2 separate regions of the Homo sapiens genome follow, and region 2 is linked to region 1. The links are chromatin loops, found by intact Hi-C in ENCODE. Cell type or tissue: GM12878. All regions are shown on one strand. Links, peaks and the distances in the headings refer to the core of each region. The heading gives the core; the rest is flanking DNA.

Region 1 (12,252 bases), core at 1,478-9,477:
AGTAACAGCTGGTGGCTGGTGCGCGTGGATCATGCCTATAATCCCAGCACTCTGGGAGGCCGAGGCAGGAGCATCACTTGAGCCCAGGAGTTCAAGACCAGCCTCGGCAACATGGCAAAACCTTGTCTCTATAAAATTTTGAAAATTAGCCGTGTGTGGTGGCATGCGCCTCTGATGCCAGCTGTTCGGGAGGCTGAGGATTGCTTGAGCCTGGGAGGTCGAGGCTGCAGTGAGCTGTGATTGCACCACAGCACTCCAGCCTGGGAGACAGAGCAAGACACTGTGTCCTTTTTTTTAAATTAAAAAAAAAAAGAAAAAAAAAAGCAGATGGCTAGTAGCCCCCAATGCAGCCATACCCAACATCTTACTAAAATGGCAAAATTCAATGAATGATGTCTGAAAGAATATACAAGACATGCAGTCTTTCCCTCACTATTGATCCTCTAGATCTTCTAGAAGCACAAGTTCTAATCAACCTAAAAACAAGGCAGCTGCCCTCGGTGTCTTCCTTTTTTATTTATCTACTCCTTTAGTACTGCTCTACATACAAATAAAGACTGCAACAGTCTGAAGACGACAGAGTAGAAGGGGCAGTGGTGAGTGAAGGAAACATATTGCTTCTTAGAAAACATAAGCAAACATTTTTTTAAAACTCCTAAAGCAGTACCAGGTTAGGATTCAAGTTTTTCTCATACTCTGTCATCTCAATCTTAAAGAGTCAGATGATGGAGAAAGGCACGCCCACAATTATTTCTCAGTACAGCAGAGCTTCTCTGTACAAAACCCTGACAGATACTGGAATTTGGCAAGGAGCTTTTTACACCCACAAACCATTTCATTATAAATCTTTGATGGCAATTCAACCAGCACCCAAATGAATAAAAACAGGAATAAGAGCAACTCCATGCAAGTATACATATCCGAACAATGAAAAATACAACACAGTGCTGAGACTACATATGGGTCTCCTCATTCAAAGATGGAGAAAAGGAAATAAAAATAACAATAGTAAATAAAAACAACAACAACAAAAATAGGCCCAAGGAATACAGAAAATCAGCTTGAAAACAATGAAAATTATCACCCACAGAAATCAAAAGAACATTTTAGAATACTTCTTGTCATATTTCATAAAATGCAAAAAGACATGATATCTAGGAAATAGGAACCAAAAACCCTAGAGAATATACAGGATGGGGTAAGAAAGTATATTAGATGAGGGAAAAAAGCAGGGAAATTTAAAATGTAAATAATAGGCCTGTCACGGTGACTCACGTCTGTTATCCCAGTACTTTGGGAGGCCAAGGTAGGAGGATTGCTTGAACCCAAGAGTTCAAGACCAGCCTGGGCAACATAGTGAGACCCTGTTCCTACAAAAAATAAAAAAATTAGCCAAGCACAGTGGCACATGCCTGTAGTCCCAGCTATTCAGGAGGCTGAAGTGAGAGGACTACTTGAGCCTGGGAGATGAAGGCTGCAGTGAGCCATGACGGTGCCACTGCACCCAGCCTGGGCGACAGCAAGACACTGTCTCAAAAAATAAAAATGTAAACAATAAAATCAAAATTCACATGAGCTGCAGTAAATGCCAGAAATATATGGAAGACAGTGTTTAATGAGACTCAGAAGAAAGGGGCAATCATATTAAAATGAGACATAACATGTTAGAAATAAAGGAGAGAAATCAGAGATTCAAGCTAAGAGTCAAGAAGAAACCAATATAAACAGGGATAAAAGCATAGTTAGACATAATCACACATTTTCCAAATAAAAATATATAAACCCACATATAGATACACCCTGGGGTAATATTTAACAAATTATGGTGTTTGCTGCTTTGGTCATGAACCTCTCTGAAATACAAAATGCTTGAAAAACTGAAGGAGAAACAGAGAGAGAGAATGTGTGTTATATTTGAGAAGCAGAACAAACAGAACAAGGGGTTATGACACAAAAATCCTGCACACAGTGTTGTCTTTCCATGGGAGGGCAAAAGAGAGAATTCTCAGGTCTGCAAGGCAGAGAAAATTTAACACTGACAAATCCTTGCTGAAAAATAATCACTTAAAAATGTACCACCATCAACAGATAAAACAAGAACTATAAATAAAAAAAAATACTGTTGATAAGCCTTGAAATCAGTTGAATAAACCAGTCTAACAATGACTATGAATTTGGTCATAAAGCTGCCTCTGCCTATACTCTATACATAAGAACTTAGTGTCATATATAGCAGTAAAAATGGTAATTTAATAATAATAATATAGGCCGAGCGCAGTGACTCACGCCTGCAATCCCAGCACTTTGGCAGACCAAGGCAGGCTGATCACTGCAGGTCAGGAGTTCGAGACCAGCGTGGCCAATGTGGCAAAAACCCATCTCTATTAAAAATACAAAAATTAGCCAGGCATTGTGGTGCATGCCTGTAATCCCAGCTACTTGGGAGGCAGAGGCAGGAGAATCACTTGAACCTGGGTGACAAAGTGAGACTCTGTCTCAAAAAATTAATTGATTAATAATATAAACAGCCAAATGTAGTGGCACATGCCTATAGTCCCAGCTACTTGGGAGGCCGAGGTGGGAGGATCACATCGGGTGGGGACTGGGGAGGGCACAGCTTGCAAGACTGCGCCACCGCACTCCAGCCTGGGTGACAGAGTGAGATCCTGTCTCAAAATAAATATATAAAATTAATAATAATAGCTGGACGCGGTGGCTCACGCCTGTAATCCCAGCACTTTGGGAGGCCGAGGTGGGTGGATCACAAGGTCAGGGGTTCGAGACCAGCCTGACCAACATGGTGAAACACCATCTCTACTAAAAATGCAAAAATTAGCTGGGCATGGTGGCGGGCACCTGTAATCCCAGCTACTCAGGAGGCTGAGGTAGGAGAATTGCTTGACCCTGGGAGGCGGAGGTTGCAGTGAGCTGAGATCACGCCACTGCACTTCAGTCTGGGCAACAGAGCAAGACTCTGTCTCAAAAAAAAAAAAATTAATAATAATATAAACACACCAGACTTTACTAATAAAGGCCAGACTTAGTTTAGCTATGTGCTGAATTCCAGGTTTTATATAAAAAGGAGTCAAAATACACTATTTTACCTTATGTTTTTATTAAGTACAGAAATATAATACAAGTAAAAAAATTTTGGAGGTCAGATCATCATGAGTACAGTGACTTTTATAATCTGTATTATTAAACATATATTCAAACAAAATTGTACCCAAAGCCTAATAAGAAAGACTGACAAAGGCAAGGTTGCCGATCCCCATCTTGCTGTGTCACAGTAGCCCTGGAGGTTTCAGGACCCTGAAGAGTCAGATTAACTACCACATTAGCAGAAATAAGGATCAAACCTATACCTTCTAAATCACTAGAGAAGAGAAAAATGCTAGCCAATGTTATTCGTAAATCAGTAACATTTATGTATATATTCATTTGTGTGTGTGTGTGTATATATATATATACACACACATATCTACTTCAAACAGCTCAAAATTACTGAAAAAAAAAATGTACCAAATGTTTAATCCCAATTAATGGAATTATGAGTGACATATTTTTCTGTATTTTGTAAAGAGCATGTATAATGGTTTTTTTTTTTTGAGACAGGGTCTTGCTCTGTTGTCCAGGCTGGAGCGCAGCAGCGTGAACTTGGCTCACTGTAGCCTAGAGGTCCTGGGCTCAAGCATCTTCCCACCTCAGGCTCCCAGTAGCTGGGACCACAGACACACCACCATGCCTGGCAAATTTTGTATTCTTTTATAGAAATGGGGTCTTGCTGTGTCATGCATGCTGGTCTCAAACTCCTGATCTCAAGCAATCCTCCTGCCTCAGCCTCCCAAAGTGGCAGGTATGGGCCACCATGCCCGGTCCTTTTTACTTTCTTATTTTTTTCTTGACACGAAGTATCACTCTGTCGCCCAGGCTGGAATGCAGTGGCGCAATCTCGGCTCACTGCAACCTCCGCCTCCCAGGCTCAAGCAATTCCCCTGTCTCAGCCTCCCAAGTAGCTGGGACTACAGCCGCTTGCCACCACACCAGGATAATGTTTTATATTTTTTTAGTAGAGACAGGGTTTCTTTTCAACATGTTGGCCAGGGTGGTCTCAAACTCCTGACCTCAAGTGATCCACCTGCGTTGGCCTCCCAAAGTGCTGGGATTACAGGTGTGAACCACCATGTCCGGCCCTTTTTACTCTTTAAAAACTATGAGTCAGTCATGCCAAATTGCATGTTCAAAATATATTGATAAAGTATTTTCTAGTGATATCTATTTAATTCCAGATGAAGCATTTTAAAGGTTTCTTTTGTAAGCACAAAAAAGTTTGGGTGAGTAGGTTATAAAAGGTACAAAAAGCAAAATGGGCTAAAAAGTCCTTTGAAATAGCTTATAAAATTCAACAATATTAAAATAATTTCTCTGGAATGGGAAAACAACACTTTATACTTATTCCCACAGTTCTAGATGAAATATAACACTCCACATATCTATTTCTCCAATATAAATTCAATCATTAAAATACTACAGTATAAGATTTCCAATTTAAAGGTAGTGTTTAGAATGCAGGAACCTGGTTCCTACTCAGATTCCCTCAATTAAAGAAAAATACCCAAATGTTTATTATTTCATTGTTATTTGGCTATAGTAATTACTTCTATGATATGTACATAATCCAAATATATATAACAAATGGTGCTTGCTATAAAATATCTTACCAAATTTTAATACTTACTCTTAATAAATCATCTATTCTTCCCTCCCTCTTCTCTAGGTCAGAATTCTTACTGTTTTCTAGTGCAGATATTTTTTCTATTGTGAGGTTGGACTACAGAGACAAAGGTAAAACAAATTTAGGATTAGTCTCAACATGTTATATGTCATCACACTCTTCTCGTTACCTTTCTTGGGGGGAAAAAAAAGCACTTGCTCACACAAATGGCCTAGAATCACATGGCTTAAGAAATGAAATCTGCTTGTCTCATCTCATTGTTCAAGTCCTCTGCTGGGTTCCTTACGTCCCACTACACCTACACTTCAAATACATGTTAATTCTGGAATCAAATGTATGAATTCTCACTACTGTGCACTGAACAATGTAGAAACACGTTACTCCAGAAATGAAACTAACTTTGAATAGAAAACGATCTCACAGGAGACTTGACACAACTCTCTAAGGAACAAATGCGCCATCTGGTGGAAACAGAGAGCAATCAGAAGGGAAGAGAAGAAGCTACCTGAGTGCTCAACTATCTAACTGAACTGTACAAGAGCTGGTGATTTAGATAAAATTCAAATGTGCTCCAGGGAGTTGTATACCTCTTGAGATTTAAGAAATTCTCCTAGATTGCCAACGATCCTGTCTTGAAGATAATATATACAGTATCAAAAGAGGCTTCAAGAAAACCCAGTATACTCAAAACTACAAAATGGAAGCTATAGCCACCATCCTTTGCAGATACAATCCTCAAATGTTCAGAACACTCCCTAAATTAAAGAGTTTCTGAACACAATTTAAGGAGTAAACCATGTTGGTATCTCACATCTGAGAGAAGTTTAGCCAGGTATAAATAAGTAAGCAGGAAAAGGAATACATTAACTACTTTCATAAATTAGGGAATTAACATTTATTGAAAGCCTACTACAAGTACACTACTAATAAACATTTCGTATACACTGTCTGAGATCATGAGAATCAACCACATTTTCACAGATGATTTGTACTAAGAAAAACTGAGGCCCAGGCCAGAATCTGAACTTAGGCCACAGTGCCAGAATCTGAACTTAGAGGCCTTCAAAGTGTAGGTACTTTTCTTCTGTGGAATACTGTAGGAAAAAAAAAAAAAAGTGTGCACTTTCCTTAACACCATGCTTTAGCATAAGCATTTCTGCTACAATACACCAGAAGAGTAAAGAAAAGCCTCAAAAAGTTAAAGCACCTTCCAAAGGACTTTAAATACCCATAATGCAAGTTCTGAATATAATACACACAAATAATGAGGTGGTCAGAGAAGTCAGAGAAGAATGACAGACTACACAGGTTAGCCCTTATTCCTACACAGCAGGTATCCCCCTCAATTGATTATCGATCACCAACCTACCTGGGTCTGTCTGTGCTGGATGGAGATCTGTTTTTGGGAGCTGCAGGAATGCTCTGTGTTGCCAGATCCCGTAGATGAGGGACTGTTTTGCTGAGCCTACAATAAAGGTGCATTACCAATCACAGGAAAGTTTGGCATCTTTTTCCACAAACACTTGTATTAATGCAAACAACTCCATAATTTGTATCTCCACAATACAAACCCCTTCTTATGAAAGTGAGAAGTCAGGGCCACGTGGCCAAGAAGAAAGTAAAACAATTCAAATATGAGACAAAGGGCTAGACATGGTGGTTTATACCAAGTTCCTGTAAACAGGTTTAAAGTATCAAATGCTTACAAATGAATTTTTAAAATATGAAAATTAGAGAAAATGAAAAGTTATTCCTGTAATAACTTGCCTTTTTCACTTGTATTTTCATATGCTTTAGTCAGAAAAGGCTAGTGAAGCATCCAATGCACAAGGGGATGCACGTAAAGGACTGTGAAACACTATTCAGAATAGTCTCCTAAACACACAAACATTATCCATGAACACACAGCGGTCTAAAATCCAGGTTGATTTCTAATACTGTCACTTGCTGACTGGGCATTCTAAGGCATTTTAAATTTATATGGTTTAGGTTCCATAATATAATTAACCTATTCAGGTTATTAACCTATTCAGGTTAATTATATTATATTCTCAATAGTACTTTTTTTTTTTTTTTGAGACAGAGTCTCGCTCTGTCACCCAGGCTGGAGTGCAGTGGCGCGATCTGGGCTCACTGCAAGCTCTGCCTCCCGGGTTTATGCCATTCTCCTGCCTCAGCCTCCCAAGTAGCTGGGATTACAGGCACCCGCCACCATGCCTGGCTAATTTTTTGTATGTTTAGTGGAGACGGGGTTTCACTGTGTTAGCCAGGATGGTCTTGATCTCCTGACCTCATGATCCGCCCGCCTCGGCCTCCCAAAGTGCTGGGATTACAGGCGTGAGCCACCACGCCTAGCCTAATAGTACTTTTTAAAACAAGGTAAAACTGCAGCTAACAAAGTATGACCCATCACAGACGTAAGTAGAAAATATTCAATATTCTGAGGATCATGGAATAGTAAAAATACAGTACGACTATCTCATCAGAGAATACAGCATTTCCACAAGTGAATTTCTTCTGATACTTTCTACATATTCTTTTGATTACTGTTCTTACTCATTATTAACAATGGTATAACCACCATCTATTCAACAAGTTACTGTAACCTAAATGTTTCACTGTCATTGTCACAGGTTAATTCTTACAAAATCCTATAAGGAGGCTGGGTCAGGTGGCTCACCTGTAATCCTAGCACTTTGGGAGGCTAAATCAGGTGGATCACTTGAGGCCAGAAGCTTGAGACCAGCCTGGCCAACATGGCAAAACCCCATCTTACTAAAAATACAAAAATTAGCTAGGCACGGTGGTGCACACCTGTAATCCCAGCTCCTCAGGAGGCTGAGGCAGGAGAATTGCTTGAGCCTGGGAGGCGGAGGTTGCAGTGAGACGAGATCACACCACTGCACTCCAGCCTGGGTGACAGAGCCAAGACTCTGTCCTATAAGGTGGTTGTAATTATTAGTTCCATTTTACAGATAAATAAAATAAAAATCAGAGATATTAAGTACCTATGTGGGTTCACAGAGCTAGTGGGTGGGGTGACAAGAACTGTGGGTTGTGTCCACAATAACTGCTCTCAATGACCACAGTAGACTGTTACCACCAACCTGTGAGCAAACTAGCACTTCCTACACACGATTTCATTGAAGGCTCACAACAGCCTTATCAGATAGGCAGCATTATTAACGCCATTTTAATGTATCCATTCAATGACTATTTATTAAGTACTCCCTATGTCTAAGCACTGTGCTAGGTGCTAGGTGCACATGGCCAGGAGAAACCACAGACTCAGTCCTTACTCTGCCTTAATGAAGCTTACAATCCAAAAGAAGATTTACTAAACACTTGGTAAATATTTGTTGAAAGAAACTGTTGAATAAACAATCATATAATAAATACACAATCACAATTAGGAGAAGTGCTAAAAGAGCATATAACAAGGCACATAACCTAATTTAGAGGGTCAGGGATAAACCTTTAAAAAGTTTATGATTTGAGGCTGAGCACAGTGGCTCATGCCTGTAATCCTAGCACTTTGGGAGGCCGAGGCGGGTGGATGACCTGAGGTCAGGAATTCAAGACCAGCCTGGCCAACATGGTGAAATCCCATCTCTACTGGAAATACAAAAAATTAGCCAGGCACAGTGGTGCACGCCTGTAATCCCGGCTACTGGGGAGGCTGAGGCAGGAGAATCGCTTGAACCTGGGAAGCGGAGCTTGCAGTGAGCCAAGATTGTGTCACTTCACTCCAGCCTGGGCAACAGAGCGAGACTTTGTCTCAAAAAAAAAAAAAAAAAAAAAGTTTATCATTTGAGGCTGGGTGCGGTGGCTCAGGCGTATAATCCCAGCACTTTGGGAGGCTGAGGCAGGTGGATCAGCTAAGGTCAGAAGTTGAAGACCAGCCTGGCCAACATGGTGAAATCTCATCTCTACTAAAAAAAAAAAAAAAAAAAACAATACAAAACAAAAAAAATTAGCCGGGCATGGTGGTGGGCGCCTGTAATCCCAGCTACTTAGGAGGCTGGGGCAGGAGAATCGCTTCAGCCTGGGAGGTGGAGGTTGCGATGAGCTGAGATCACACCACTGCACTCCAGCCTGGGTGACAGAGCAAGACTCCATCTTGCGGTGGGGGTCTCGGGGGGAGTGCCAAGTCTATATAATTCCAAATAACTAAAAATGTTCTCTACTCTAGGATGCAGCAAATCCAATCTTTCCTTACTAATTAAGGGTCATCATTATGAACCTCAAGTATTATAATGCACTAGGATACGAGCATTCTTTCCTTCAGTTATCATTTGATTGCTTTTACAATCCTCTCCTTTTACAATGTGTTTCTATTTTTTTATTTTTTATTTTTACTTTTTTTTTTTTTTGAGATGGAGTCTTGCTCTGTTGCTCAGGCTGGAGTGCAGTGGCACGATCTCGGCTCACTGCAAGCTCTGCCTCCCAGGTTCACACCATCTCCTGACTCAGCCTCCTGAGTAGCTGGGACTACAGGCGCCCGCCACCACTCCCGGCTAATTTTTTGAATTTTTTTTTTTAGTAGAGATGGTGTTTTCACCGTGTTAGCCAGGATGGTCTCGATCTCCTGACCTCATGATCCGCCCACCTCAGCCTCCCAAAGTGCTGGGATTACAGGCGTGAGCCACCACGCCCGGCCCTACAATGTGTTTCTATACAAATGACTGTCTGAACTATATTTATAATAAGAGCCAATAAGAATCAAATGATTAGACTGGGTGCAGTGGCTCACGACTGTAATCCCAGCACTTTGGGAGGCTAAGGTGGGCGGATCATGAGGTCAGGAGTTCAAGACCAGCCTGGCCAACATGGTGAAACCCCGTCTCTACTAAACATACAAAAAAAATAATCTGGGCGTGGGGGCAGGTACCTATAATCCCAGCTACTCGGGAGGCTGAGGCAGGAGAATTGCTTTAACCCAGGAGGCAGAGGTTGCAGTGAGCAGAGATCATGCCACCGCACTCCAGCCTGGGTGACAGAGCAAGACTCCGTCTCAAAAAATAAAAAATAAAAAAAATAAAAAAAAGAATCAAATGATTAAAAAACACTTCTACAGATTTCTAGATATATGGTATATTGGTTTAAATATGCTTATATCTGATTCTAAGTTTTCTTCCAGCAAACTGAGGGTGTTAGAAAGTGATTTAGTGAGATATTTCTAAATTAAAGCTCACATAGGGCCGGGTGCAGTGGCTCATGCCTGTAATCCTGTCACTTTGGGAGGCCAGGGCAGGCAGATCACGAGGTCAGGAGTTCAAGACCAGCCTGGCCAATATGGTGAAACCTCATCTCTACTAAAAATATAAAAAATTAGCCAGGTGTGGTGGTGCATGCCTGTAGTCCCAGCTACTTGGGAGGCTGAGGCAGGAGAATCGCTTGAACCTGGAAGGCAGAGGATGCAGTGAGTCGAGATCGTACCACTGCACTCCAGCCTGGATGACAGAGTGAGACTCTGACTCAAAAAAAATAAAAATAAAAATAAAAAAGACACACACACACACACACACACACACACATATATATATGGCCCAATGATAAGTAAAATGCAAAAGTAAACTGAGGAAGTAGGCAGTTAGGAAGTTCAAAGTGTGTGCACTTAATTTCCGTGGAATACCATAAACAAAAAACAGTGTGCGCACTTTCCTTAACACCATGCTGCAGTATAAGCATTTCTACTCCAATACACTAGAAGGGTAAAGAAAAGCCTCAAAAACTTAAAGCACGTTCCAAAGGACTTTAATTACCCATAATGCAAGTTCTGAATATAATACAAACAATGAGATACCAACAGAGAAATAGAGAAGACAAAGGGGAATCATAGACTATCTAAGGTTAGCATTTATTCCTATGCAGCAAATATACCCCTCCACTGGTTATTGATCATCAGCCTACCCGGGTCTGTCTGTGCTGGATAGAGATTTGCTTTTGGGAGTTGTAGGAATGGCTCTGTGTTGCCAGATCCCATAGAAGAGGGATCTAAAAGGCCCTTTACAGATTTCTTGATATATGGTATATGGGTTTAAATATGCTTATTTCTGATTCTAAGTTGTCTTCCAGCAAACTAAGGGCCCTTTACAGATTTCTTGATATATGGTATATGGGTTTAAATATGCTTATTTCTGATTCTAAGTTGTCTTCCAGCAAACTAAGGGTGTTAGAAAGTGATTCAGTGTGATGTTTCCAAATTAAAGCTTTCTGTAAAAATACACATATAAATAGCTCATTGATAAGTAAAAATGCAAAAGTTAACTGAGGACGTAGGCAGTTAGGAAATTCCTTAGTCGGGAAGCAGAAAATCCTCATGAAAATGAAAACAATGTTTTCAAAAGGTAAAAGGTACTACACAATATAGGGATCTCATGTGACAATGCTCAGATCCGTTAGAGAAAAAAATGCTGTAACTGATCATTCATTCAACATTAAATGTGACCCTCTGTGCCTGGTCCTGTGTTAAAATCTAGAAATGCAAAACTGGAAAACAAAGAGACTATGTTACCAAAAAGAAAAAAAAAAAATCCATGCCAACAACCTATACTAATCACTCTAATCCCTCATTCCGCTAAGCTAAATACATTTTCAAGACAACCCCAACAGCACAAAAGGAAAAATCCAAGACAAAAAAACAATACCTACTCATAAGAGTTAACAGATAATTCAATAAACAACTTTAAAACTAAAGTATCAGTTTAGCACTTGATTTTCAATATTTTATAGTATGAAATGACAAACTGCTTTGGTTCATTTCATAAACTGAAACTCTGCATTTAGATAACTGTATTAAAGGTTCTTAAGATGAAAAAAATAAAATAGGTCCAGAGAGGATCAAAAAGATACTGTAGCTACAAAAATTAAAAAAGTAAAGAACACGAATAATCAAATTGACAAAATATGATTATCAAAGTTTAAAAATTTAATAGGTGGGTTAAATATCAAAATGGACACAGCTGAATACACAGCCAGTAACCTAAAAGAGAATGTCAAGAAAATCTCCCAGAAGAGGCCAGGTGCAGTGTCTCACGCCTGTAATCCCAGCACTTTGGGAGGCGAGACGGGTGGATCACCTGAGGTCAGGAGTTCGAGACCAGCCTGGCCAATACGGTGAAACGCCGTCTCTACTAAAAATGTTTTTAAAAATTAGCTGGGTGTGGTGGTATGTGCCTATAGTCCCAGTTACTCAGGAGGCTGAGGCAGAAGAATCACTTGAACCTGGGTGGCAGAGGTTGCAGTGAGCCAAGATCGCGCCACTGCACTCCAGCCTGGGTGACAGGGCGAGACTCAGTCTCAAAAAAAAAAAAGAAAGAAAAGAAAATAAGAAAATCTCCCAGAAGATAAAACAAAAGGTTAAATGGAGCACAAAAGAAAAGAAACATGAATAGCACAGAGACCCTGAAACTATCTAATGGCTTTCTAGAGAAAAGAACAGAGGAAATGAAATAATCAAAGAAACAGTAAAACAAAATTTCTCTGAAATAAAAAACTCTTTTCATTATGTAAAA
Region 2 (12,252 bases), core at 2,233-10,232, 180 kb after region 1:
ACAAATGAGAGTGCGTGAATACATTGGGGTGATGTGTGACAGCCATTTCAGATTAATTGAAGAAAGCTTCCTGTGCAAAGTGGACTTGGAGTTGAATGGTGAAGGATGGGCTGCCCCAACACTTACATATGAATTGGGAACAGTAATATCTATGGGGTACTTACTATGCCCCAGCACTATACTAAGTTCTCTCCATCTATCAGAGCATTTAATCCTCCCAACAACCCTTAGAGGTGGGGACTATTATGATCCTATTTTGCAGATGAGGGATCGAGACACACAGAATTTAAGTAACTTGCTAATAAGTGATGGAGCTGGAATTCAAACCCAGGCAGTGTAGCCGCGTGTTTGTGTGCCCAGCTATCATGCCATATGGTTCTGCTTGGGCCTGTGTTCCTATACACAGAGCTACATTTTGTTCTACGGAGCACCATGTCATGGGAAGCCTCTGAGCCTTGCTTGTACTGTTCTCAAAACTTGAAATGACCCTTTCTTTGTCTGTTGAGCTCTTATTCATCTTTTCTGCCTCCACTGAGATTTTTGGTGCCTCCAGAATTTGACTGTAGTTTGGGCAAGGGCAACAAAGACAAAGAGGAAGGAAAGAATCTATAGTCTATGATTAGAAAAGATCAATAGACTCTGATTTTTATTATATAAAGGGAACAAAGAGACATCCAGGTTGGCTCCTGGCCTGTGGCTCCAGGGGACCAAGATGCAACCTCCTGTGTGTGGACAGAGATGGGGATTGATTGAGGCATGTTTAGGAGTTTTAGGAAATGCTATTTGCATCCTAGTTCCCAGCTTGTCTCTAATTAGGACTGTTTTATCCAGAAAAGAAACAGAAATGGTGGCAGGAAGCACGCTGTAGTCTATTCAATATAGTGTGGGCAGCAATACAAAACCTGCCTACCCAAACATACCTTCCACTTTGTGTGAAATCTCCACCCATCAGGATTAAGTGTTATCCTGAAAGGCACATTTTAAAGCCGTGTACTGAGCTCCTGTTCTGTGCCAGGCACCATCTAAGAATGTACCATGTTTTGTCTCATTTAATTTTCATAGTAATCCTAAAAAAAGTGCCATCATAATTGTTAGCCATTTTACAAATGAGGAAACTGGCCTCTGAGAAAAAGAACTCACCTAGAATAACAGAGCCCCCAAAAATGGCAGAATCAGGACAAGTCCAAGTTAGGATGCTAGAATCTGTGCTTTTAACTATTTCTCACACTCCCTCTCATTGTTACGCCTCCTGTGTGTGTTTATACCCTTGCCCCCTGCCTCTTGAGAGTGGAAGGGAGCCCTCATGGGGAAAAGTCTTTCCTCTTAGCAGTAAGTAATTGCTTTACTAGCAAAGCCCGGAGCCAGGGAAGTAATGCAAATGCTGGGATAACACTGTTTGTCCCAGGAGGAGGGGGAGATCTCAGCAGGTGCCCTGACCTGCAGGGGTTGAGCAGCAGTTCAGGGCAGCCTCCAGGGTAGCCAGACCTCCCAGCTCGGGGAGGAAGTGAGCGGGCCAGTTCTACCACTGGCCAGAGCAGTGCTCTCCCCATGGGGCTGACTCAGCCGGAAACCGCCCTGGGCCACCCACAACGGGAAGGAGGGATCTGTCCTCACCTTTACCCTGCAACTGAGACATTGAGGCAGGGAGAGGCTGGGTGGACATAGGAACCAGAATCCCTGCTTGTGGGGCGGGGGCGTGAGCTGGGGCGGGTGGGCTCCTTTGCCAGGGATTGTGATTTGGGGCTATCAAGTATGCCCCGTCCCATAGCCAGGAACAGTCTCCCGGTCATCTCAGAAGCCACCCTCAGGTCCTAGCTGGAGGGTCTGTGGGTGCCTCTGCGGTCTCGTAGATTGTTCTCCAAGTGGAGGGGCCTCCAAAAGGGATGGTCCCAGAACTCAGGGAGGCAACCACTCCCGCCTCCTGAAGGTGACCACATCATGACCTGTGCCTTCTGTTGGTGCGGCCCAGGGCTCCCTGAGGAGGAATGCCAGGTACCCCTGACACTAGACAGAATTGTAAACTCCTTTAGGATGGTAGAGCCCAGTCCAGTTCCCCCAGGGCCCGAGAGGAGTCTTTGTGTGACAGCCTGACTGCCATATGCAGGTGCCTTCCTGCACCCTTTAGGGACCTATAGGTGCAACAGGGAAATAGGTGAAAGGTCCCTCTCCAGGTAGGTCTCCACCCTCACCCATGAGGTCAGCAACCTGGGCTAGGTGGGTGGGCTGAAGTGACTGAGTCTTTCCCAAAAGCTGGGAAAGGAATAGGTCTTGCTCTGGTCACAAGCAGGTCAAGGACTGGTGAGCTGAAAGGCTTCTTGGAAGCAGTGTCTCTTTGGGACGGGGGAGTTTCTATTCTGATGAATTTTGCTTATAACAACTTGTAAAGATGGTGGTGAGGTTGGTGTTTTATATTAGGTCACTCAAGGTCCCAAGGTGGGGACAGGGGTGGGCATCAGTCCTGGCCTGGGGCATCATACCTGGATGTCATGCCACCACGTGGACATTAGATGACAAGCATGTTGAGAGTGGATTTCTAGCCGCATCCACCCCAACCTCCTGTCTTGCACACCATGGGCTCCAAAGCTCAGTGATTAGTTTTTAAGTGAAAATTTTTGGCTAAATTTTGGACTTAAAAAAAATGGTCCTGGCCAGGTGCTGTGGCTCATGCCTGTAATCCCAGCACTTCCTGAGGCTGAGGCAGGTGGATCACTTGAGGTCAGGAGTTCGAGACCAGCCTGGCCAACATGGCGAAACCCCATCTCTCCTAAAAATACAAAAATTAGCCGGGTGTGGTGGCGGGCACCTATAATCCGAGCTACTTGGGAGGCTGAGGCAGGACAATCACTTGAATCCAAGAGGCAGAGGTTGCAGTGAGCCGAGATCACTCCACTGTACTCCAGCCTGTGACAAAGCAAGGCTCTGTCTCAAAAAAAAAAAAAAGTGGTCCTAACCATGCCCCACATTTGTGTTGAGGTGCACCCACGTCCCACACACTATGCTTCTTCATCCCTGGACTTTTTTCCTGTGCTGTTCTGTTTTCTCTACTTGGAATGGTCATACCTCCTTCGTGGTCCTAACTCCTCATCCTTTAAATTTCGGTCTAGACGTCACTTCCTTCAGGAAGTCTTTGCCAATGCTCTGAGTCTTAGTTCAGTGTCCCTCCTCTGTGCTCCCATAATTCCTTCCTGGATTAGCATACATCACATGGGACTTGTAATCACCTGTTTCCTAGCCTTGGTCCTTCATTAGATTAAAAGCCTTGAGGGCAGTGACTGGGTCTTGTTCATGTCCATGCCCCTGTGCCTAACACATAGTAGATGCTCACTAGATATTTATGGGATTAATGTGTTAGGGACACTCCTTCTTCTATTTCCTCCTCAGTAGCTGACCTAGAGTTCAACCATCTGCTGAGTGAGACATAAGATTTACCTCTTGTAGAGAGAGGTCTATTTTATAAAAGCCTTCAAGCCCAAAGAAATAATATCTAAAGATGAAAGCCAGCTGGGCACAGTAGCTCACACCTGTAATCCTAACACTTTGGGAGGCTGAGGCAGGAGGATCACTTCAGCCCAAGAGTTCATGACCAGCCTGGGAAACATAGTGAGACCCACATCCCTACAAAAAAAAAAAAAAAAAGAAAATTGTTTTTAAAAATTAGCAGGATGTGGTGGCACACATCTGCAGTTTCAGCTACTTGGGAGGCTAAGGTGGGAGGATCACTTGAGCCTGGGAGGTCGAGGCTGTAGTGAGCCATGATTTTACCACTGCACTCCAGCCTGGATGACACAGTGAGACCATGTCTCAAAAAAAAAAAAAAAAGATGAAAACCTAAACACCTTGGCGGGTATAGGTGTTCCTCCTGCAAATAACACCTGGGGGTGGTGGTGATAATCTGTTCTGGAACTGCTGCTGTTAAGAACCAATGGTAGGGCTGGGTGTGGTGGCTCACACCTGTAATCCCAGCACTTTGGTTTGGGAGGCCGAGGTGGATGGATCACCTGAGGTCAGGAGTTCGAGAACAGCCTGGCCAACATGGTGACACCCCGTCTCTACTAAAAATACAAAAATTAGCTGGGCATGTTGCCACATGCCTGTAATCCCAGCTACTCGGGAGGCTGAGGCAGGAAAATCCCTTGAATCCAGGAAGCAGAGGTTGCAGTGAGCCGAGATCACACCACTGCACTCCAGCCTGGGTGACAGAGTGAGACTCCATCTCGAGGAAGAAAAAAAAGAGAACCAATAGTAGGGGTGTGTGCATGTGTGGAGATGAAATGGAAGGCATTTTTAGGTCTAGAGTGTCTCTTTGGTCCAGTGGCATATGTACAGTGACATAATGGGCAACTGGGAAGGTAGGCAGATGTGGATTGACTGAGCCTGCACAATACTTGAGGCTGGCAGAGGATCTCCCAATGGAGGACGTGGAGGAAGGAGAGCAAGTTCAAGAGCTTATTTTATTTGCTTCATTGTTCTATTTGTTTTTGTGCTTATTTAATCAGCCAAGGTGTTGTGATTGTATGTATATATGTATGTATGCATGTAAGTATATCTGCATTAACAATATGTTTGAGACTGAGGATGGTGTATAGGCAGTCTGGTGGTTGCATGTGTGTGTGTGTGTGTGTTTCACACCTACTTGCACACTTGTGTCCCCTCATGTCTTCAGGTCTGTCATGGAAGTGAGGAGGGGAGAAAGGGAGAGAATAAACTCTTAACAGAGTACCTGTTCTAAACCAGACACTTGATGATTTTTAGCTTGTTTAATCTTCACAACAACCCTGTAGTGTAATTTTGTCATCCAGCTTTACAGATGAAGAAACTGAGATTCAGGGATGTTATGTAATTTGTCAAAGGACATTGTGCTCACTTATGGTCTTGACAGTAGTGTTTAATTTATGTCTGCTCTGTCATTTCCAGGTTGACCCCTAACTCAATGCTGAGGGTTTGGCATCCAGGACAGGGCACAGAAGAAAATCACTGATTGAGCGCAGTTCAAAGAAATGGTTAAATATTTGGGCTCGGGTCAGACTGATCAAATCCTACTTCTGCCCCTTTGTCATGTGGCCTCGGCATTAGGAAGGTGCCCTTTGTGTGTCAATGCCTTTAAAAAAAATACCACAAATTTACCTTCAAGTAAATTGTTAGGTCCAAACAACTTAATAAGTATTTATGTCCTAACAACTTGGCTATTTAAAAAGATAATGCACATAAATAGAAAAAAAAATTGTTTCTTGCTTAAATTACCAGTTACTTACTAATGGGATAGCTATGCCTATTGGGCACTGTACTACTTCCCCAACTTGGGAATCAGATTGACCACCACCACACTGATATCCTATTCCATGCCGATTTTCAGGCTGAAAAATCCAGTTTTGCAAAGATATTATGTCATTAGAAGGAATGCATCGCCATCTACTGTAAAAATGGTGAACTACCATAAGCTAACACAATAGTTCCCTTGGTGCCCGGTCTCGGCTCACTACAACCTCTGCCTCCCAGGTTCAAGCAATTCTCCTGCTTCACCCTCCTGAGTAGCTGGGATTACAGGCACCTGCCAGCATACCTGGCTAATTTTTTTTTTTGTATTTTTAGTAGAGACGGGGTTTCACCATGTTGGCAGGCTGGTCTCGAACTCCTGACCTCAAGTGATCCACCCGCCTTGGCCCCCCAAAGTGCTGGGATTACAGGCGTGATCCCCCACACCTGGACTTTCCTTGATATTTTTCAAATATCATGTGGAATCTCTGTGAATCCATTGTGGAGACTTGGAACACCTTAGTGAACAGTTTGGGAATTGTGGTATTAGGGGCTATCTAAGGTCAGCTGGGCAATTTACGTATCCTATCAGCACGTGGCTGGTATACCTAGCTGATGGGATTTGTGAGGAGGTTTAAATGAGAAGGTGTTTATAAAGCCCCCACACATGGCACTTGGTGCTGTACATTAGAAACACCTGGAGGAGCTAATGAACCCACAGATGTCTGGAACTCCACCCACGGATTCAATGTAATTGGTGGAGGAGGGGCCCAGATAGGAGAGTTATTTAAGAACCCCAGGAGATTTTAGTGTGCAGCAAGGTTGAAAATCACTGACCTACCACATAGTAAATAGAATATTGTGGAAATAAAGGTAATATTTTTATTATGGTTAGGAAGAAAGAATGCAAACCCCATATCCAAAGGCCTGGGTTCTAGAACTTCTTTCCCATTTACTGGCTGTGTGCTCTTGGGCAAGCCACTTACTGTCTCTTAACCTTTATTCTTCCGTGTACAAGGAGGATAATCATTTGTGTCTCATCTTAAGTCACAGGATTATGATGACATGTGAAATAATGAGTGTAAAACTGTCCTTTTTTCCTTTTTTTTTTTTCCCCCCAGACAGATTCTTGCTCTGTCCGACCAGGCTGGAGTGCAGTGGCCCGATCTCAGCTCACTGCAACGTCCACCTCCCGAGTTCAAGCAATTCTTCGGCCTCAGCCTCCTGAGTAGCTGGGATTACAGATGTCCCCCACCACGTCCGGCTAATTTTTGTATTTTTAGTAGAGACGGGGTTACACCATGTTAGCCAGGCTGGTCATGAACTCCTGACCTCATGATCTGCCCACTTTGACCTCCCAAAGTGCTGAGATTACAGGCGTGAGCCACCACGCCCAGCTGAAACTGTTCTTTAAACTGGGTAGCCTATACCAATGTAAGGCAATGTTGAGGAGTAGATGCGGCCTCTTTCCTCAAAGAGAGATCCAGAAAGGCTTCTGAAAACCCAAGACACTTGAAGACCATTGTCCTCTAGCAGTCTGAACACCATGGAGAGGCCCACAGCTGTGAAGACAGAAAGGGATGGCCCCGGTTCTACCAGGGCCCCATTCCAGTGAATGAAGGCAAAGAGCCTGCCTGAGCAAGGAGTCACTGCAGTACTGGAGAGTCCCAGAAGGGGGCAGTCTTGTCTCAGCACCCCCCGACATGGATTCAGGTGCAGCCATCCAAGCCAATTTGCTTTGAAAAAGTTTATGTGACTGTTTACAGATTTAACTTATTTTTATTAGCCACTGTACCATGGTACACAAAGTAATTACAAACTCAAGATTAAAATTAAGGCCATGTTGTAAAAACTAAAAAATTAAAGCTAATTTTTGTTTTTTTTGAGATGGAGTCTTGCTCTGTCGCCCAGGCTGGAGTGCAATGGCACGATCTCGGCTCACTGCAACCTCCACCTCCCAGGTTCAAGCGATTCTCCTGCCTCAGCCTCCTGAGTAGCTGGGATTAGAGGCGCCTGTCACCACGCCCGGCTAATTTTTGTATTTTTTAGTAGAGACAGGGTTTCACCATATTGGTCAGGCTGGTCTCGAACTCCTGACCTCAGTTGATCCGCCCGCCTCGGCCTCTCAAAGTGCTGGGATTACAGGTGTGAGCTACCGCGCCTGGCCTAAAGCTAATTTTTAATGTGCTTAAGGTTCTTCGGTAAGAGAGTTTAGCAAAACAATTTCTCTAGATTTCTTCTTTTTAATCACCATTTTGTCTTTGATTATGACATCTGTATTCATACTAGGCTTATATTTCATCCATGCAAGTTAGGTGTGCACATGTAATGAAAACAATAACAATGAAATCATTCCAATAGTTAGGAGATAAAACACTAGTTTTAGTGAATTAACAATAATACTTCATCCTTTCACTCTGAACACAGCCCGAGGTCAAGTGAAACCAAGTCTCAGGCTGCCAGAGCTCATGTCTGCAGAGTGTGTATGAAAATTCTCAGGGCAGCTGTTTGGCTTCAACTATCATGGTAATAATAGCTTTATGAAGCAACTGCTATGTGCCAGGTGTTTACTTAATATTAATAAACTGCTGTTCCTCATAGCATGTTAACAGAAGTCACTATCATCCTCATTTTTCAGAGGAAGAAACAACCCAGAATGCCTGTCCATGGTCATATAGCTAATATGGAAGGAACTAAGGGTTTCAGCCAGGCTTCTGTCTGCCAAGCTCATGGACATTCACCACATCACTCAGCTAGTCCCCATAACTTTGGCCAAGGGACTCTCTGGGATCTACTCCAAAGCCTCAGGCAGGACTATGGAGGAATATCTTTTCCCACAGCTCCCTGCTCCATCCCACATGATTTGCCCTACAGCATGATGAACCTCAGGTCCAGGGGGGTACCTGCCACCTACTCCCAGAAGTGGAATTAGGGCATGGCTGCAATAAGAATATGAATCCAAGGAATGGAGTAAGGGGCATAAGAGTTGGATTTCCAGCCTGTTTGTTGCTGGACTTAATGGGAACTATGTTTATAAACCATGTGGGCTCTTCCTGAATCTAGAAGAAAGGACAGCTGAAGGGCCTGTGTAGTTGCTGGGCCTCTGCACCCAACCAAGGCTTTCTGTGGCAACTGTGAAGAGGTTGTTGAAGATCCTGGATGGGATTAATCTTTGTAATAATGCAACTCTTTATGGTCGGGCACGGTGGCTCACGCCTATAATCCCAGCACTTTGGGAGGCTGAGGTGGGCAGATCACGAGGTCAGGAGATCAAGACCAGCCTGGCCAATATGGTGAAACCCCATCTCTACTAAAAATACAAAAATTAGCTGGGCATGGTGGCATGCGCCTGTAGTCCCAGCTACTCAGGAGGCTGAGGCAGAAGAATCACTTGAACCTGGGAGGCGGAGGTTGCAGTGAGTCGAGATCGTGCCACTGCACTCCAGCCTGGGTGACAGAGTGAAACTGTGTCTCAAAATAATAATAATAATAATGCAACCCTTTATAAGCACCCTTTTCACTTAGTGTTGCCCTGCATCTTCTAAATCATCAACAGTAATTAGTAATACACATGGTACACATTAAAGCTGTTCACCAAATTTTTCCTCCTCTCTGCCTTCTGGCCACTTGAAAGGATTGTATTCCCTGGTCACTTGTGATTGGGTGTGGCCATGGACTACAGTAGTTGTGGCCAATGGGATTAAGTGGAATTGATGGTATCACTGCTGGCCTGGAGCATTTTATTGACTTTGTGAGACCTTCAGAGCTCTCTTCCCCTCTGCCACAGCTAATGGCACGGTTCCAGATAGTGATTGCTCCATCAGCCTGGGTTTTAGAGTAGCCCCATCTGACCCACAATGGACATGCAGAGTAAATGAGAAATGAATTTTTGTTATGTTATGCCAGTGAGTTAGGTTTTTGCTGTTCTTACTGCAGCATAACCTAGGCTATCCAACTGGTAGATTGGATTTATTAGCCACCTGGCACTGTGCTCTCAGTTAAGGTGGAGTAAATGAATCATTTAAGGAGCAGTAGGTGTGGTAGAAAGAGAATGGATTGGCTGGGCTCCGTGGCTCATGCCTGTAATCCCAGCTCTTTGGGAGGCCGAGGTGGGTAAGTCACCTGAGGTCAGGAGTTCGAGACCAGACTGGCCAACATGGTGAAACCCCATCTCTACTAAAAATACAAAAATTAGCCGGGTGTGGTGGCGGGTGCCTGTAATCCCAGCTACTCAGGAGGCTGAGGCAGGAGAATCACTTGAACCCGGGAGGCAGAGGTTGTAGTGAGCCAATATTGCGCCACTGCACTCCAGCCTGGGTGACAAGGGTGAAACTGCGTCTCAAAAAAAAAAAAAAAATAGAATAATGACTTGTGTTTGTGTAGTTGTTGACACGTTTCAAAGCACTTTTAAGTAACTTACTTCATTGGTTACCTCACCTAGCATTTAATATATTCCACTGCAATGACAATCTTCAGAAAAAAGGGTGTAAACCACTAGGAAACTGAGGCCGAGATGTGACAGGGTCAGGGCCAGGGCAGGGGAAGCTGACACACTCATGCAGAGGGGCCCTGCAGAGAGAGAGCTGCTGCAGAAGCCTCCATCTGCTCACGAGGCCTCCTTCCTCCCGCCTGCCAATGCCAGGATAGGTGCCAGGCCTGGCTCCCATGCCAGCACTCAGGGACACAGTGGCATAGTAGCTATGCATGCAGTGGGCTTGTCACACATATCCCACCCCAGACCCTCCCCTGCTGGCTCAGGATGCTAGGGGCCACAGACATTTGCTCTGTTGCAGGTCGGTGGTGACAGAAGCTTTCTAAACCTCTTCCTAAATCCGCTCTCAGTCTGAGGAGAATCCTTTTTGATATTGTTGGCTAGAAATTGAACAGGACAGTATCTCACAGCATGTCAAGACTACAGGCCAGGTGCAGTGGCTCACGCCTGTAATCCCAGCACTTTGGGAGGCCAAGGTGGGCAGATTGCTTGACCCCAGGAGTTCAAGACCAGCCTGGGCAACATAGTGAGACTGTGGCTCTACAAAAAAAAAAAAGTTTTTAAAATTGCTGGGAATGGTGGTGTGTCCCTGTAGCCCCAGCTACTTCGGAGACTGAGGTAGGAAGATCACTTGAGCCCAGGAGGTTGAGGCTGCAGTGAGCTGTGTTCGTGCCATTGCATGCCAGCCTGGGCAACAGAGGGAGATTCTGTCTCAAAACAAAACAAAACAACAAAAACAAAAAAGACTGCAGATACGAAGTCCTTTTCTCTTTTTTCAGTGTATGCAGGGAGAAGAAGTCCTAGGGCATCCATTCTCCCTCTCTCTCTCTCACACACACACCCCCTACACACACTTACACACACATACAGACACACACTCCTACACACCACACCACATAACACACACACACACCCCACACACACATACACACACACACCCCTACACACACCACACATACCACACCACACACATACACACACACACCCCCCACACACCACAAACACAGACACACACACCCCCACACACCATATCCCCCCCCCCCCACACACATATACACTTTTAGGCCTGCCTGGAAGGTAGGGTAGGATTATGTCAAGGGTTCCACAGCCCTGATGTGGGATAGGGTGAAAAACCACATGGGACTTGTAATGGAAGGGTGACAAGGAGCAGTGAAGAGTGCTTCCTGTGCTCCCAATGAGATCTCACATGGCCTGGGGTCATCAGGCCCACCTCTGTACCTTCAAGGGGGTAGAGGTGTTGCCTGCCCTCCCCACTTCACAGGTGGCTCTGGGCTGAGCTGCAGAGGCACCTGAGCGGGGGTGGGGGGAGGGGTGGGGAATGGCAGTGCTGTGGATACAGCTCCTGGCCTCAGGTAATTAATTAGATGGGGCTGGAGGCCTAGGGCAGGAGGGCCTGGGGATCAGCCAAGAGACCCAGGTCTCCAGGCAGGAAACCCTGGGCACCCACTCACACCCACAACCACCCTGAGGACCGAGGGGTGGAAACAGGAGCACAGGGAATTCCTCTCCAGGTATTGGCTCCTGGGAGGGAGTAGGTTGGGCAGGAGGGAGATAGAACAGCTGTGGGAACCAACAAGGTCTCAAGGCCTGGAAGTAGGGTGGGGAGGTGTCACTTTCAGATGTGCCCTTGGACTGATCAGGCAAGTGGGAGGCTATGCCTGGGGATGGAGGGAGGCTTGGGGGAATGAGGTGGGCCTGTGACTACCTGTCATGTGGCTGGGACCCTACCCTTCTCCTCCCTCTCTCCCACCTTGAGAAGGAAGCCCCGTTCCACCTCCCTGCCCCCTGCCCTCTGTTCTAAAACACAGCAGCCTGCTTGTACCCTATGACCTGCCAAGAGGCAGGGACTTAGGCGACATGGAGGGAGGGTGGGGTTCTTTTTGAACTTGGGGCCCAATTGCCCTCCTGAACATGGACCAGAACAACTTCTGACCCATTTGCACCCTTCAGACTGAAAATCACCCACAGCAGCACCTCCTCCAGGCCAGGCAATGCAGGGACCAGGATGGGGGCCTGCCTTGGTCCCACACATTAGCACCAGCACCCTGTGTCCCTCTGCTTTCAAGCCCTGGGCTGGAGGCAGGAGTGGGTTGGTGTGAAGGCCAGGGTTTGTTGTGGTTCTGATAATGTCAGGGCCTCTCAGGCAAGAGAAATGTGCAGTCTGCACATTGCTTACATTTTTCTTATGAGGCCAGGTTAGGAAATGGTTGAAAATGAAAGCGAGGGAGGGTGAGCACACTATCCTTAAAGACACACTCTTGGTGCCCCCTGTTTCCCTGGGGGTGAGGGAAAGGGTGTCTTGGTGGGGATCCAGGGCAGAAGCAGCTGTGGGCACAGGTGGGAGGAACTGCCATAGCCTCGGCCTAGATGTTTCCTGGATCGGAGATCTCCACCACTGCACCAGCTCTTCATAACCCCAACTTCATCCTCACTGGAGATTGAAAAGCATGCATAGCTGGATGAAACACAGCCAGGCTTTTGGATTA

The links. A loop is a pair of places that touch in the nucleus more often than their neighbours do. Peaks named below come from ENCODE experiments on the same cell type or tissue, not always from the same donor. Only the 100,000 strongest peaks of a DNase experiment are listed, where the experiment ranks them.
Region 2: a loop joins it to region 1, with 9 times the contacts of the local background. A loop is called at or near these places in 3 of 110 quality-filtered maps.

Annotation. Positions count from the first base shown.
Region 1 is chr7:128,602,066-128,614,317 of GRCh38, reverse strand. No RefSeq gene overlaps it. Among named protein-coding and RNA genes, the nearest start is that of LINC01000, 33 kb to the left of the region's middle. In GM12878, for the core only: a CTCF peak has its summit at 5,150 (motif pointing left); a DNase peak (open chromatin) is centred at 5,124; H3K27ac peaks cover 428 bases.
Region 2 is chr7:128,420,637-128,432,888 of GRCh38, reverse strand. No RefSeq gene overlaps it. Among named protein-coding and RNA genes, the nearest start is that of IMPDH1, 17 kb to the right of the region's middle. RefSeq lists a silencer at 6,838-6,997. In GM12878, for the core only: CTCF peaks have their summits at 2,500, 5,397 (motif pointing left) and 6,922 (motif pointing right); no DNase peak of the experiment used is centred there.